Linked DNA regions of Homo sapiens: region 1 is linked to region 2. The links are chromatin contacts, found by POLR2A ChIA-PET in ENCODE. All regions are on one chromosome and are shown on one strand. The core of a region is the stretch at or near the end of the contact, and the rest is flanking DNA. Distances in the headings are between cores, read along the strand shown.

Region 1 (6,438 bases), core at 2,058-4,557, 1.3 Mb before region 2:
TGGGAGGTGCCTTTTGTTAGTTGGCTATGTGGTAATGGACATAGCACTAACTAGGAGCTGGGGTTCAAGTCTACATGTGTGTGCCCTGGCCAGGAAGCTTGATGAGGAGCAGTGGGACATCTGGAAGTGGAGGGAGGGGGCAGAGCTGCCTGTGACACCAGGACCAATCTCCATTTACTACCCTCTACTTCACACACACACACACACTAGCCAGTGTCGTCTCTAATTCTCTACTCACCCACCCCACCCCCAAATCGGGACAAGCTGATTACAAATAAATCCTGGAGAAAGCCAAAACTGTGATGGCACCGAGCACTTTACACCATTAGCTAAAAGCTTCTCCGGACCAAGTGCCCCCTCCCATGCAACCCAGAAAACAAATGGTCCTGGCTGCAGCCCAGCACCAAGGCCTGAGCTCAGCTCTTTCCAAGATGTCCTGTCCTCTCTAAGCCTCTAGACCCCAAATGACCCAAGTGGCTTTGGAAGGTGTTCCCTGTTTGGAAAGACCAGAGGATGGCATTGCCCCCTTCATTACTTCCCTGGGGTTCCCTAACTTTGTCAGAGGCTCTGAGACTCCCTCCTGAACCTCCCTTCCCCAGCTAAGAAAGGGTTCAGGAAAGCCTTGCTGTTAGCCGAGAAACCAGCCAAAAAGTTTGGTATCCAGGGAGAAGGGCTGATGAGGGAGGATCCCATAAGGGCCCCAAGCCTCAGCCTATCAGAGCAGTGCACCTGACCCTCCCAGATTCCTGTGGAAGGAAGCATCCTCCCCACTTCACCCCATTCCCAAGCCCTGACTCAAGGAGGGACTGAGGAAAGAGGCCCAGAGAGGGGGCAGAGTTGTTCTAAGTCACAGAGCAGACAGGATCCAGAGGACAACTCTCCCTAGCCCCTGCCCAGGGTACTGTGGGAGGTGCACACACAGGCCAGGGACCTTGATTCTTCCCTCACTGGCATGTGACCTTGAGAAATCCCCTCTCCACCCTGCAAAAGTAGGACTTTAAATTAGCTCATGGCTCTATCAGCAAAAGCAGTGCCTGTTTCCAGGTGTGAGTTAAAATAATACATTATCAGCCAGGTGCAGTGGCTCACACCTGTAATCCCAACACTTTGGGAGGCCGAAGCGGACAGATCACCGGAGGTCGGGAGTTCAAGAACAGCCTGACCAACATGGAGAAACCCGGTCTCTACCAAAAATACAAAATGAGATGGGCATAGTGGCACATGCCTGTAATCCCAGCTACTTGGGAGGCTGAGGCAGGAGAATCGCTTGAATCCGGGAGGTGGAGGTTGCAGTGAGCCAAGATCGCACCATTGCACTTCAGCCTGGGCAACAAGAGCGAAACACTGTCTCAAAACAAACAACAACAACAAAAAAATTATCTTTCCATGATTTAGTGAGGAAGAAGAAGGACCTCTGCCCTGGGTTAACGTCACCACAGCCCCTCTGGGAGGTTAAGAGATCCACTTCGCAGACTGATAAGTGAGAGTGAAATTAACTCAGCTGGTGAGCAGCAATGTGGTAGCCAGGTCATTCACAGTGGGGACAGAGGAATGGGAGACTGAAGGGCATCTGGACAGGAAGAGAAGCAGATCTCACCTCAGATCTGGCTCTTTAAGGCCCCCCTTTCTGGAAGCTGATACCACACCTGCCCCCTTGGGGCCTGTTAAAGGGTATCACCTGGTTCCAACCTGGCCGAGCCATCTTAGTAACAGGTTGGGAGTTAAGCCTCTAGGTTCTGCTATGTAAGGATCCCTGGGTGAGCAGGTGCCAGACATCCTGTCCTGGTTATGTGAGTCAGGCTGTAATTTTTGCGAACCTGCATGACGGCATAAGAAAAGCTGTCTCCTAGAAGAAGAAGGGCCTAAGTATGAAGAGAACAAATCCTAAACCTCTCTGGGATTCCGTCTCCCCAAAGGTGAAACAGGCCTAGAGGGGGAATTCAGTGGTACAGCCCTGTGCCAGCCTCCACCCCATCCTGGGGCCTCATTATTCTGTCCTCCCGAAGGCACGGAGCTGGGCGGCGCCAGGAAGCAGCATCCTCAAGGGCAAGACTGCTCACAGCTCCGAGGGGCCCGGGAAAGGCCACGCAAGTGGGGGTGAGGATGGGGGGTGCTGCATCCGTGCGGCAGGTTCCAAGTGGTAAAAGTTTGCCGCCAACCCGTTCCTGGGATCTGAGCCCCCTCAAGAGTCCAACTCTTATAATGGAGACTTGATGCTACCACCTCTCACTCTCCAGATGGTCGGGAGAGGCGGCAACAGAAAGTGGCAGCTTTACTAGGGACCCAGCAGACGCCAGAAGCTCCAGGGAAGGGAGTTCCCGGGCCCTGGACCAGCCCCCCACACGCCATGACCGACCCTCGAACGCACCAGCCGCTAAGACCGCACCTCAGCCTCCTCTACTGGGCCCCTGGCCCCCAACTGCCTCTTCCTGCGGATCCGTAGTCCTTCCAGCCGGCGTCCGCGATCAGTCGGTCGGTCGGCACCTCGGCGAAGCTTGTCGGGGTGGCCAGGGGTCCGGGCGTGGAGGTCAGCGCTGCGGGGAGGCGGGGCCGCGGGGCGGGCTGCGGCGGAAGGGCGAGTCGGGCTCGGGGCCGTGGCCGCGCCGCAGTCGCCCGGCACCCCAGGGCACGCAGCCGCCCAGGCCCAGCGCCGAGGCCAGCAGCGCGGGGGGTCGGCCGCGGCGGCCGCGGCGCGGGCCCTTCTTGAGGCGCGACCCGTGAGCCGCCAGGTAGAGCTCGGCCTGCGCCACGCCGCCGCTCAGGCGGCTCAGGCTCTCCGCGCGGTGCGCCAGGCGCAGCTCGGCCGCCAAGAAAACGCGGTGCAGCTGCAGCACGCGGCTCTCCAGCTCCGACACCAGGCGCCGGCGGCCCTCCACCTCCAGCAGCCGCCGCCGTGCTTCGGCCAGCTCCAGCGCGCGGCCCCCCGCCCCCGCAGCCGCGCCAGAGCCCCCTCCGGGGCCGGCGAGCCCCGCGATCCCGCTAGCGCCCTGGCGCCAGCGCTGCAGCTCCTGGTCCTCGGCCGCGCCTGCTGAAGCCCCAGCTGCGTCCGGCAGCGGCGGGGACTGACCCGGGGTCGGGGTAGGAGTCAAGGTCGGAGTTGGGGGCGGGGGCTGAGAGGACGGCATGGGATCCCAGGGCGGCGGCGGCGACCTCTGCTCTGCCGTCCCCTCCTGGGCCCCCGGGCCGCAGGCGCTGATGCGGCAGCCCGGCATCCCCCGCCCCCCACCGGCGGTCTGCGGCTGTAGGTGCGCAGGGAGGATGACCACAGCACACCCGAACAGCTAGACACGGCCACAGCCCCCACCCCAGAGGCGCGCCCGCCGTCCGCGCATCTTATAGAACACGGGGCGGAGCGACGGGCGGCACAGCCAATCAGAGACAGGCACGCCCTGAATCCGCCCCGCCCCCCCCCCCCCCCCCCGCGCTCTGCACATTCAGGGCATTCCCCAAACCCTTCAGGTCCTGCCCTTCGCCGGATTCTGCTCCGCTAGGGCATCCGGTCCCCTTTCGCCTCTCCCCAAATTTTGGGTGCAAAGGGAGCCTCATCTTCCCTGGTTTGGCCCCTCAGAGTCATAAGCTCTGGTAGCTGGTGTTTAGAAATTCACGGAATCCGGTCTCCATCCGGGGGAGGGTCTTGCCTAAGGCCTCTGTGCGAAGAGAGCCTGGGCTAGAACGCAGGAGGCTTGACTCCTTGTGCCGTGCTCCTCCCACACCTCATGCTGCCCTTGGCCGAATCAGTTCTGCCCGGTCTCTCCTGGGCCATAGGGCTCTCAAGGACCCCCTTTCCCACCTCACTAGGGCAGTGGAAGGGTTAACGCAGAGGGGCGACTGCCGTCCTGGTGGGACGGGGATCTAGCTGGACTGATTCCACGATAGGTAGAGCGCTTTATTCGCAGAACAAATACCTCAGCGCTGCCGCTGAGCCTGCAAACCTTGGTGGCATCACAGAGGAGCCCCGGACCCCACGGTGTGCAAAGTTCTTTCCCTGCCCCGGCTCGTGTTTACTCCTCCCAGCCGGTGTTCCTACACATTTTAAAGAGGGGGAAACTGGCCGGGCGCGGTGGCTCACGCCTGTAATCCCAGCACTTTGGGAGGTCAAGGCGGTCGGATCACCTGAGGCCAGGAGTTCAAGACCAGCCTGAGCAACATGGCGAAACCCCATCTTTACTAAAAATAGAAAAAAATTAGCCGGTCGTCGTGGTAGGCGCCTGTAATCCCAACTACTCGGTAGGCTGAGGCAGGAGAATCGCTTGAACCTGGGAGGCGGAGGCTACAGTGAGCCAAGATCGCGCCATTGAACTCCAGCCTGGGCGACAGAGCAAGACTCCGTCTCAAAAAAAAAAAAAAAAAAAAGCCGGGGGCGGGAAGGGGGAAGGGGGGTGTGCGGGGGCGGGGAACTGACTGGCGGGGCGCGGTGGCTCCGCCACCACTTTGCGAGCCCGAGGTGGGTGGATCACCTAAGGTCAGGAGTTCTAGACCAGCCTGGCCAACATGGTGAAACCCCTGTCTCTACTGAAAATACAAAAAAATTAGCCAGGTGTGGTGGCGCACCTCTGTAGTTCCAGCTACTCAGCAGGCTGAGGGAGGAGAATCGCTTGAATTCGGGAGGCAGAGGTTGCAGTGAGCAGAGATTGTGCCACTGTACTCCAGCCTGGGCGACAGAGCAAGACTCAGTCTCAAAAAATAAATAAAAATAAAAAATAAAGAAGGGGAAACTGAGACCCTGAAGGGCAGTAGTGCTTTGCCCAATGTCTTATTGACGACTGGTGGCTGAATCCAGATTTTTGAATCTGGACAGAAATGCACGAGCTCAGCCATTCATGCCCTCTGGGGGCTCAGATACCTGGGTCTAGTCCTCTTGGTGGAGGGACGTTCTTTATGTGGGACTTTATCTGACACTTCTCATCTGGCCCTGACAAAATGATAGAATGGAACCCTGCCCACTTTTCCCCCAACAGAAATGACCCTGCCATACCAAACACTGGCTCAGACACCATGGGCCTGCCTCAGTTTCCATCTACTTGAAGGTGGCATCAGAGATGGGAGGTCTCTGTGGTGGGTGGGGGCAAGGGCCAGGGGTCCAGAAACCAGCTCTGAACCCGATTGGGAAGGACTGCAGCAGACCCTGGGCTCAGGAGGACCTGCGGAAGGTATGGCCAGTGTGACTGCTGAAGCCTGAAGAGGAGGCAGATGGCGTGCTTGCATGATGTGCAGGATGATGATAGAGCCTCATCCTCCCCCCATGAACACATGTTCTCTAACTGCTTTCAGGTGTCTTAGAGTGAGTGAGACTGAGTGATGGGGACTCGTGGGCGAGACAGTTGGGCTCCAAAGAGGCAGCTCAGAAGCGGCTGGGAGAGGAAGGCGGGTGGGTGAGAGGCGCCAGGCTCAGTGAAGAGGAAGGGTGGAGGGGTTGGGGGAGGGAGGAGGTCAGAAGCAGGGTGCCCAGTGACCAGGGGTGGTGGAGACTCAGTGAGGGGAAGGGGAGGGCTTGGGAGGATGACTCAGTCAGAGGGGAAGAAGAGCTGTTCAGTGACTGTGCTGGGGCTCAGTAGGGGGAAGGGGCTGAGTGTGTGCAAAGGTGCTGGCGGAGGCTCGCCATGGGGGAAGGGAGGTTCAGTGAGGGGCATGGGAACTCAGAGAGTTGGAGGGGCTCAGTGAAGATGAGGGAGGCTCAGGAGCTACCAGGTTGCCCCCAGCAAGGAGGCTTGCCCTGCTGAATGATGGTGTCCCTTTGAACAGTCTCTTTTGTGTCATGCAATCATAGGTCTTTCTCAGGGCAGAAGCCCCTCATTGCCATGGTGGTGGGGAGATGGACAGGTGTTTTGCCTTCATGAGGCAGATCACTGCTCCCAACTCCTCAAGGACTGATTCAGGGGAAGAAGACTAGGACTTATCTCCACCCCCAACCACTGGCCAGATCCAGAGAACCAGTCAGACCCGGGTTGAAAACCAACACACACTGCCCATCTGGGTGACCTTGGGCAAGTAATTTATCTGAGTGGGAGAAGATGCACAGTATATATTTATTGAAGGAATGAATGTTCTCTGTCTCGTGATATCATCCCTAAGAAAGGGAGATTGATAGCCGTCTCTTCCTGATGAGAAACCAAAGTCCAGAGAAGTGAAGAGGCTTGCCCAAGTTCACACAGCAGGTAAATGGCCAAGCAAGAATTCAAACACAGATATGACCCACTCCGTGGTCACTCCTTACCTCCCTGTTCTCTGACAATGCTCCCTGTTGCTATCCTCTGTGGTATTTCCTATGAGTCATATGTATGTATTTGTTTATTGTTTAATTATTAATAGTCTCTCCCCCTTGACTGGTTTTGCTTATCACTAGAATCCCCTGAAGTCAAGCAGAGTGCCTGGCCCCATAAAGCACTCAATAAACATTTGTCTGAATTGAAAAATTTAGGCCGTGCACAGTGGCTCACG
Region 2 (6,380 bases), core at 3,578-6,077:
TTTATGACTGCAAAATAAGTAGGTGGCCCTGCTGGACTTTCCTAAACTCACCTAGCTTAGCCGGTCTTACTGCCTCCTCCGTGTTCTGCATCAGGTCTCTGAGTGTCCCTTCTCCTTGAGCAGTAAATGCCACCTACAATCCAAGGCATGGAGGACAGCCGTCTATACCGCCTTTCACTTCTCAAATAGGAAAACCTACTCTCTCCCTGATGATCTTCCACCCCCTTCAACCCTCCCTGGCTTAGTGCCCTGGGGTGACTTTCAGCCTAGTAGGTGTTAGGCTTCTGCATGGCGGTGGGCATCGGCTGTGTCTCATCCCTGCAGATGTATGGATTCCTGCGGTCCCTGGGGCTGGGCTCAGGAAAATGCAAGTGCCAAGACCCCAGTTGGAGTGGAATGAAATTTACCAGGGACTTTCTCAGATACTTTCCAAGCCAGTGGCTTTTTTTTTTCTTCTTTTGACAGCGTTTCGCTCTTGTTGCCCAGGCTGGAGTGCAGTGGTGCAATCTCAGCTCACTGCAACCTCCACCTCCCAGGTTCAAGTGATTCTCCTGCCTCAGTCTCCCAAGTAGCTGGGATTACAGGAGCGCAGCAACTGCCCAACTAATTTTTGTATTTTCAGTAGAGACAGGATTTCTCCACGTTGCCCAGGCTGGTCTCAAACTCCTGACCTCAGGTGATCCGCCTGCCTCGGCCTCCCAAAGTGCTGGGATTACAGGCATGAGCCACTGTGCCTGGCTGCAACTCCATCTTGAATAGGGACTGGGTAAAATGAAGCTGAGACCTACTGGGCTGCATTCCCAGGAGGTTAGGCATTCTTAGTCACAGGATGAGATGGGCGGGGGTAGCTGAAGATACAGGTCACAAAGACCTTGCTGATAAAACAGGCTATGGTAAAGAAGCTGGCCAAAGCCCACAAAAACCAAGATGGTGATGAAAGTGACCTCCCATTGTCCTCATTGCTCATTAGGCACTAATTATAATATATTAGCATGCTAAAAGGCACTCCCACCAGCGCCATGACTATTTATAAATGCCATGGCAACATCAGGAAGTTACCATATATGGTCTAAAAAAGGGAGGAACCCTCAGTTCAGGGAATTGCCCACCCCTTCCCTGGAAAACTCATGAATAATCCATCCCTTGTTTAGCATATGGTCAAGAAATAACTGTAAGTATATTCAGTCAAGCAGCCCAGGCTGCTGTTCTGCCTATGGAGTAGCCATTCTTTATTCCTTTACTTTCTCAATAAACTTACTTTCACTTTATGGACTCGCCCCAAATTCTTTCTTGTGTAAGGTCCAATGAACTTTCTCATGGGATCTGGATTGGGACCCCTTTCTGGGAACAAAAGGAGCAAACAGCTGCTCTCCTACAGCCAGTTCATGACTTCTGACAGGGTCCATCCTGGGGGTCCATCCCAGCCTCCCCCAGATAGGAACAGAAGCCACAATCCTTGCCCCAGGCAGTTCCTCATAGAGTGACTAAACAGAGGCTACAGGCCCTTCCTTTCTACTCCCAATATTTGTTTCCCACGCCTGCATCTTAACTGTTTGCAGCTGTCTTCCATTTGACAATTACAAGCAATGTAAATGCAGATCCAGGTCGGGTTTATCTCTGAAATCTCCAGGGCCTAATCCACTACTTGGATTTCTGTAGCGGTTCAACAGTGGCTCACTGAATGAACAAATGAATGAATGGTAAGTCCTGTCCAGTGGCTGGTTCATTGTACCAGGGACCCTGATGATAAGGAGGAAGAGGCGAAGTTGTTCAAGGTTACAGCAAAGCTCAGAGCAGAACAGAAGCTGACCTTCCCAACCTCAAGGCCTGAAGTAGCCTTTCCCAGTTGGTCTGCACCCTTTAAAAGCCCTCAAATGCATTTTCTCCTCCAGATCAAGTTACTTCAGAGGCAAACCAATTCTCTTGTTAAGTAAAAAGAATGTGAAAAGATTACGTATTGATTGCCTTCCTCCCTGGGTTTTACAGATAAAGCCCCCCTACCTGGGCTCTGCACAGAGCACTGATGGGCCAAGTGGCAGCTTGACGGTAAGTCCAGGGGCCAGCACTTTGAATGGTGTGATTTTAGTGCTTTGGAAATCTCTGCCTCGTGCTGATGGCTTTATACGTTGGCATTTCCGCTCCCTGAGTTTTAAAGAATAAGAAATCTGTGGCTGATCACATATTCAGCAACCAAGTGTACTTATTTGAAGACCCAAATTGCAGAAATAACTCATGTGATTAGTTGAATGAATATGAGTCTGGATCATCAAGCTCAATCTATGGATAAATCGGGAAGAGATAACTGGGCCAAGTGGAGGGCAAGCCCTCCCCATTCTGTCTCTTCTGCTGGACCAAGACATTCCCTGCAAGGCAACTAAGGTGGGAATCCTACAGCCCCTGCTGCTTGGAGATGGTATGCCCTATTCTGCCTGTGTACTGGAACCAGCCACACCCTGTTCCCCATGGCACAGGCAGCTGGAACTCTGATTATCCCCAAAGGACAGAGCCACTGACAAACAGCCAGGCCTAGTAGGGTCATGAGAGGAGGGCTCTGCTCTTACCTCTGGGCCACAAGCCTGTCTTAAGTGCTTGCAGGTGAGTAGTCTGTGCAAAACAGGTGGCCCGCTTCAGGGCCCTGGCCTTAGATTTGCCCAGTCTAGGGGCATTCTCACCAAGTAAATCACCCACATCCCCTGTCTAGCATTGTATCTCACTCAGCATTCTTCTTTTCCCAGAACACTCTCTGCTGAGGACTCAGACTCCCAGGCTGCCCTGCGCATGTCCAACTCTCCCTAGAATGGCCTGCAAGGATTCCCCCCCGCCAGAGTCCAGTCTCTGTAAAGAACCTGGTCTAGGGAGAGCACAGACTCTCCCAGCACAACTTGGCTGAGCCCCGACCAACACGCCCACAACTCCCCTAAGGCAGGTCTCCAGTGGCCACATGTTCCCGTCTCTGGATGGTTCCCTAGAAGGTACCTCCCAGGGACTGAGAATCCAGGAAGGGGTGCTAGATGCACATCTGGGTCATGTGGGACAATGCTTTGTGATCCTTCAGGCATGGCACAAACACTGCCGATTCTTCCTTCCCTGTTCCTGTTATGCAAGTGTGGGTGTGAGAGGACTCCAGGAGACCACAGGGTAAAGAGCTGGAAGAGAGGAAGCAAGGGACAGGCATCCTTATACCATGCAGCAAGGCTAAACAGACCTAACCTTTTGCATCAGAAGCTTCTGGGGTCAGAGAGCTTGGGTTCCAATACTGGCTCTGCAGTTTGCCAGCTGTGTGACCCCAAACAAGGTACCCAACCTCTCCATGACTCAGTTTCCTTATCTGTAAAATGTGGATATTTCTGTATAGAATCATGTGTAAGATTCAATAGATTATTTATTTATTTATTTATCTGACATAGGGTCTTGCTCTGTCACCGAGGCTGGAGTGCAGTGATGCAATCATAGTTCACTGCAGCCTCAAACTCCTGGGCTCAAGTGATCCTTCCACCTTAGCCTCTTGAATACCTAGGACTACTGGCATGTGCCACCATACCCAGCCAATTTTTAAATTTCTTGTAGAGACAGGGTCTCCCTAAGTCGTAGACTTTCCAGGTCTCCTGGCCTCAAATGATCCTCCTGCCTTGGCCTCCTAAAGTGTTGGTATTACAGGCGTGAGCCACCATGCCTGACTGATAATATACTTAAAGCCCTTAGCAGAGTGGCACGTGGTAAATGCTTGAAAATGTTAGCTAGTCCTGTTCTAAAAACTTATCCTAAGACAACACTAAGGCAAATGTGTAAAGATTAGTGACCCAAATTAAGACACTCATCTCACCAGTGCTTAGATTGGCCCAAAATCAGAAATAACCTAAATGTCCAGTAAATGCAATATAATAGACTATATAACAACAGTCCATCCATGTGATAGAATACTGGACAGCCATCGACTATGACACTTCAGGTGTTTACCATCTGACAGCTTCAGAAGATCCCAAAATACTGAAAAGTGAAACTGCAGGTCACAAGACGGCATTTATCAAATGATTCTGTGTATGCAGAAATACATATCTTCTCTTTCCTTTCTTCCTTTTTTTCAAAATACAGATTTATATCTGTTCATCTGTATGGGAACGCATCTGCAGGGATACACGGTAGTGGAACTTCAGCAACTTTTCCTTCTGGTTCTTGTTTGTAATTTCTAATTTCACTATAATGGGCATGTATTAAACTGATCATTTAAAAAAGAGAAAAAAACGGATCGAGTAATTTTAAGGGCAGAAAAGGATTTTCACACTCAGATACTTCCAACATAAATAAAGGGATTTGTTCAAACTTTATCACTCTCCAACTGAGAAGAGGCATGAAGACTGCAGCCTTAACAAGAGGGAAAATCCCACGCATTTTAAGGCTTTGCATTGGAGGAGAGGAGCTTAAAAATGCAAGTGTCTCCAGCTATCCTCCTGCATCCTTCTCCATGGCTCCGTCCCACGGAAACCAACTGGAAAATCAGCAACAAACCAGATAGGAAACATGCCTTCCTCTCAGATAATGCTAAATCAGAGTATCTGGATGACAACAGATTTTTCTTTTTTCTGGCAAAGAGACCCTGCCTGCTGAGATGAGAAAATTTGGGGGCACAAATCAGCTCTCTGTAAGGAGAGACATTTTAACAGGATCAGCCGGAGTTCGGGGAAAACTGCAAAGTCTAAGCATTCTTGGTGTCATAACTTTGTCAGCTGTGTTAAAGTTGACAAGATGCTTACCCAGCACCTCTACACATGTACCAAAGGGAAGTGGTTAAATGTGTAAGCCATAACAGCCATCAGGGATTCTCTAGCAAGCACGTGCTGAGCAGCCAAAGCCACGCTGCCAAGTGATGCCCAGATGTCGCTACTGCTTCCCTCTTATCTCCACATTGGGAGCCACATGGTCCTGCTGTCTGGGATTGGGTCTAAGGATAGGATATGGCTTGGTTCTGTCGGCCGCCCATTCCCAGCATCTGTACTGCAGGCCCCAGGCTGGCTTGGAGGCAGCTCAGAGGCAGCTCCTGCCTTCAGGAAGCCATTTCTATTGCAGAGCTGTTCTCCAAAGACAGAAACACAAGTCCAACTTACCTCACAAAGGCAGCAGCAGGACTGGGGGCAGGAAGGAAGTTTAATAAAGGGGCTGGGTGGCTAGAAAGAGGCTGTTCTCAGCCTCGGGAGAGATTAAAGGAGTGGGCCTGAAACACTGCGGGACTGCTTTCCTGGCTGGTTGCTATTGATCAGGGAGACGAGGAGAGACAGGAGCCGGGATGAAGGGACAGGCAGCCAGAAGCATGTGGCAGGGGCGTCTGTGGGCAGGCTGGATGATGGGATGGGCTTGGGCAACCAGGAACTGGGCAGACAGATCCCGCCAGTGCCCAAGAAGGTGGGCCCTTTGTGACCCAAAAGCTCCTTGGAGGTTTGTCCTACCCAAAGCATCCAAAAGCTTCTGGGTGGCCATGAAGGAAAGCAGGGCTGACATCCATCCACACCTCAGCCCCTTTCAATCACACTTCAGAAGCAGTGAGGAGAATCTCCTGTGATACCTTGAAGGTAGGATTAGCCCCCAGGCATCACATGGCCAGAGGACACCTCATTTTCACAGTTGTTCTCCTCCCATCTGCAGATCCCACTTTCATTTCTTTTTTTTTAGACAGAGTTTCGCTCTTGTTGCCCAGGCTGGAGTGCAATGGCACGATCTCGGCTCACTGCAACCTCCACTTCCTAAGTTCAAGCAATTCTCTTGCCTCAGCCTCCTGAGTAGCTGGGATTACGGACATGCACCACCACACCTGGCTAATTTTGTATTTTTAGTAGAGATGGGGTTTCTCCATGTTGGTCAGGCTGGTCTCGAACTCCCGACCTCAGGTGATCTGCCTGCCTTGGCCTCCCAAAATGCTGGGATTACAGGTGTGAGCCACCGCGCCCAGCCTACAGATCCCACTTTCACCAAACATCAGCTGAATGAAAACTCCTAGATGTGCCGGCTCCACTCACGCCTCAGGGCTGTTCTCCAGCCACCACTGCTTCCTGTGGAACTGGTGACCTGCCACACCTAGTAAAGTGGGACCCCCACCCAGGCAACAGCCTCAGCACCCACAGAGAGGGCAGGAGCTTCCCCTTTGCTAAAACACCACCTGAGCTAATGGGAGTGAGGGAAGGGGACCAATCACTTCAGGATCCTAACCCGGTTAACTGTGGCTCCCAACCTGGGTTGTGCATCAGAACCATCAACAGAGATGCTATTTTTAATGCAGATCCCTGGGCCAGCTCCAGACCCAATGAACCAGAATTTCTGGAGACGGAACATGGAAGTCTACATTTGCAAAAGCCCTGCAGGCAATTCTGATGCTTCCTCCTGGCGAAGAG

The links. ChIA-PET counts read pairs that join two places held with the same protein, here RNA polymerase II (POLR2A).
Region 1: POLR2A ChIA-PET joins it to region 2 with 10 read pairs in BJ. The contact joins the promoter of TRNP1 here to the enhancer-like site in region 2. POLR2A ChIA-PET finds 5 or more read pairs at or near these places in 2 of 52 experiments (BJ and H1).

What each region holds. Positions count from the first base shown.
Region 1 is chr1:26,990,561-26,996,998 of GRCh38, reverse strand. It overlaps TRNP1 (TMF1 regulated nuclear protein 1), which reads right to left and starts at 3,307. Exons shown (of 2, transcript NM_001013642.3): 1 at 2,387-3,307. The coding sequence starts at 3,212. The coding sequence ends at 2,529. RefSeq lists silencers at 2,975-3,034, 3,065-3,394 and enhancers at 2,810-3,310, 3,535-3,694, 3,448-3,947, 3,948-4,449, 6,027-6,321.
Region 2 is chr1:25,702,963-25,709,342 of GRCh38, reverse strand. The region is part of intron 2 of MAN1C1 (mannosidase alpha class 1C member 1); the gene reads right to left. Among named protein-coding and RNA genes, the nearest start is that of MAN1C1, 89 kb to the right of the region's middle. RefSeq lists enhancers at 1-769, 770-1,745, 2,722-3,697, 4,823-5,323, 5,324-5,824 and 1 more. Within about 2 kb of position 4,827, at least 7 of the 41 ENCODE cell types and tissues checked have a DNase peak (open chromatin) inside an H3K27ac peak, as active enhancers do.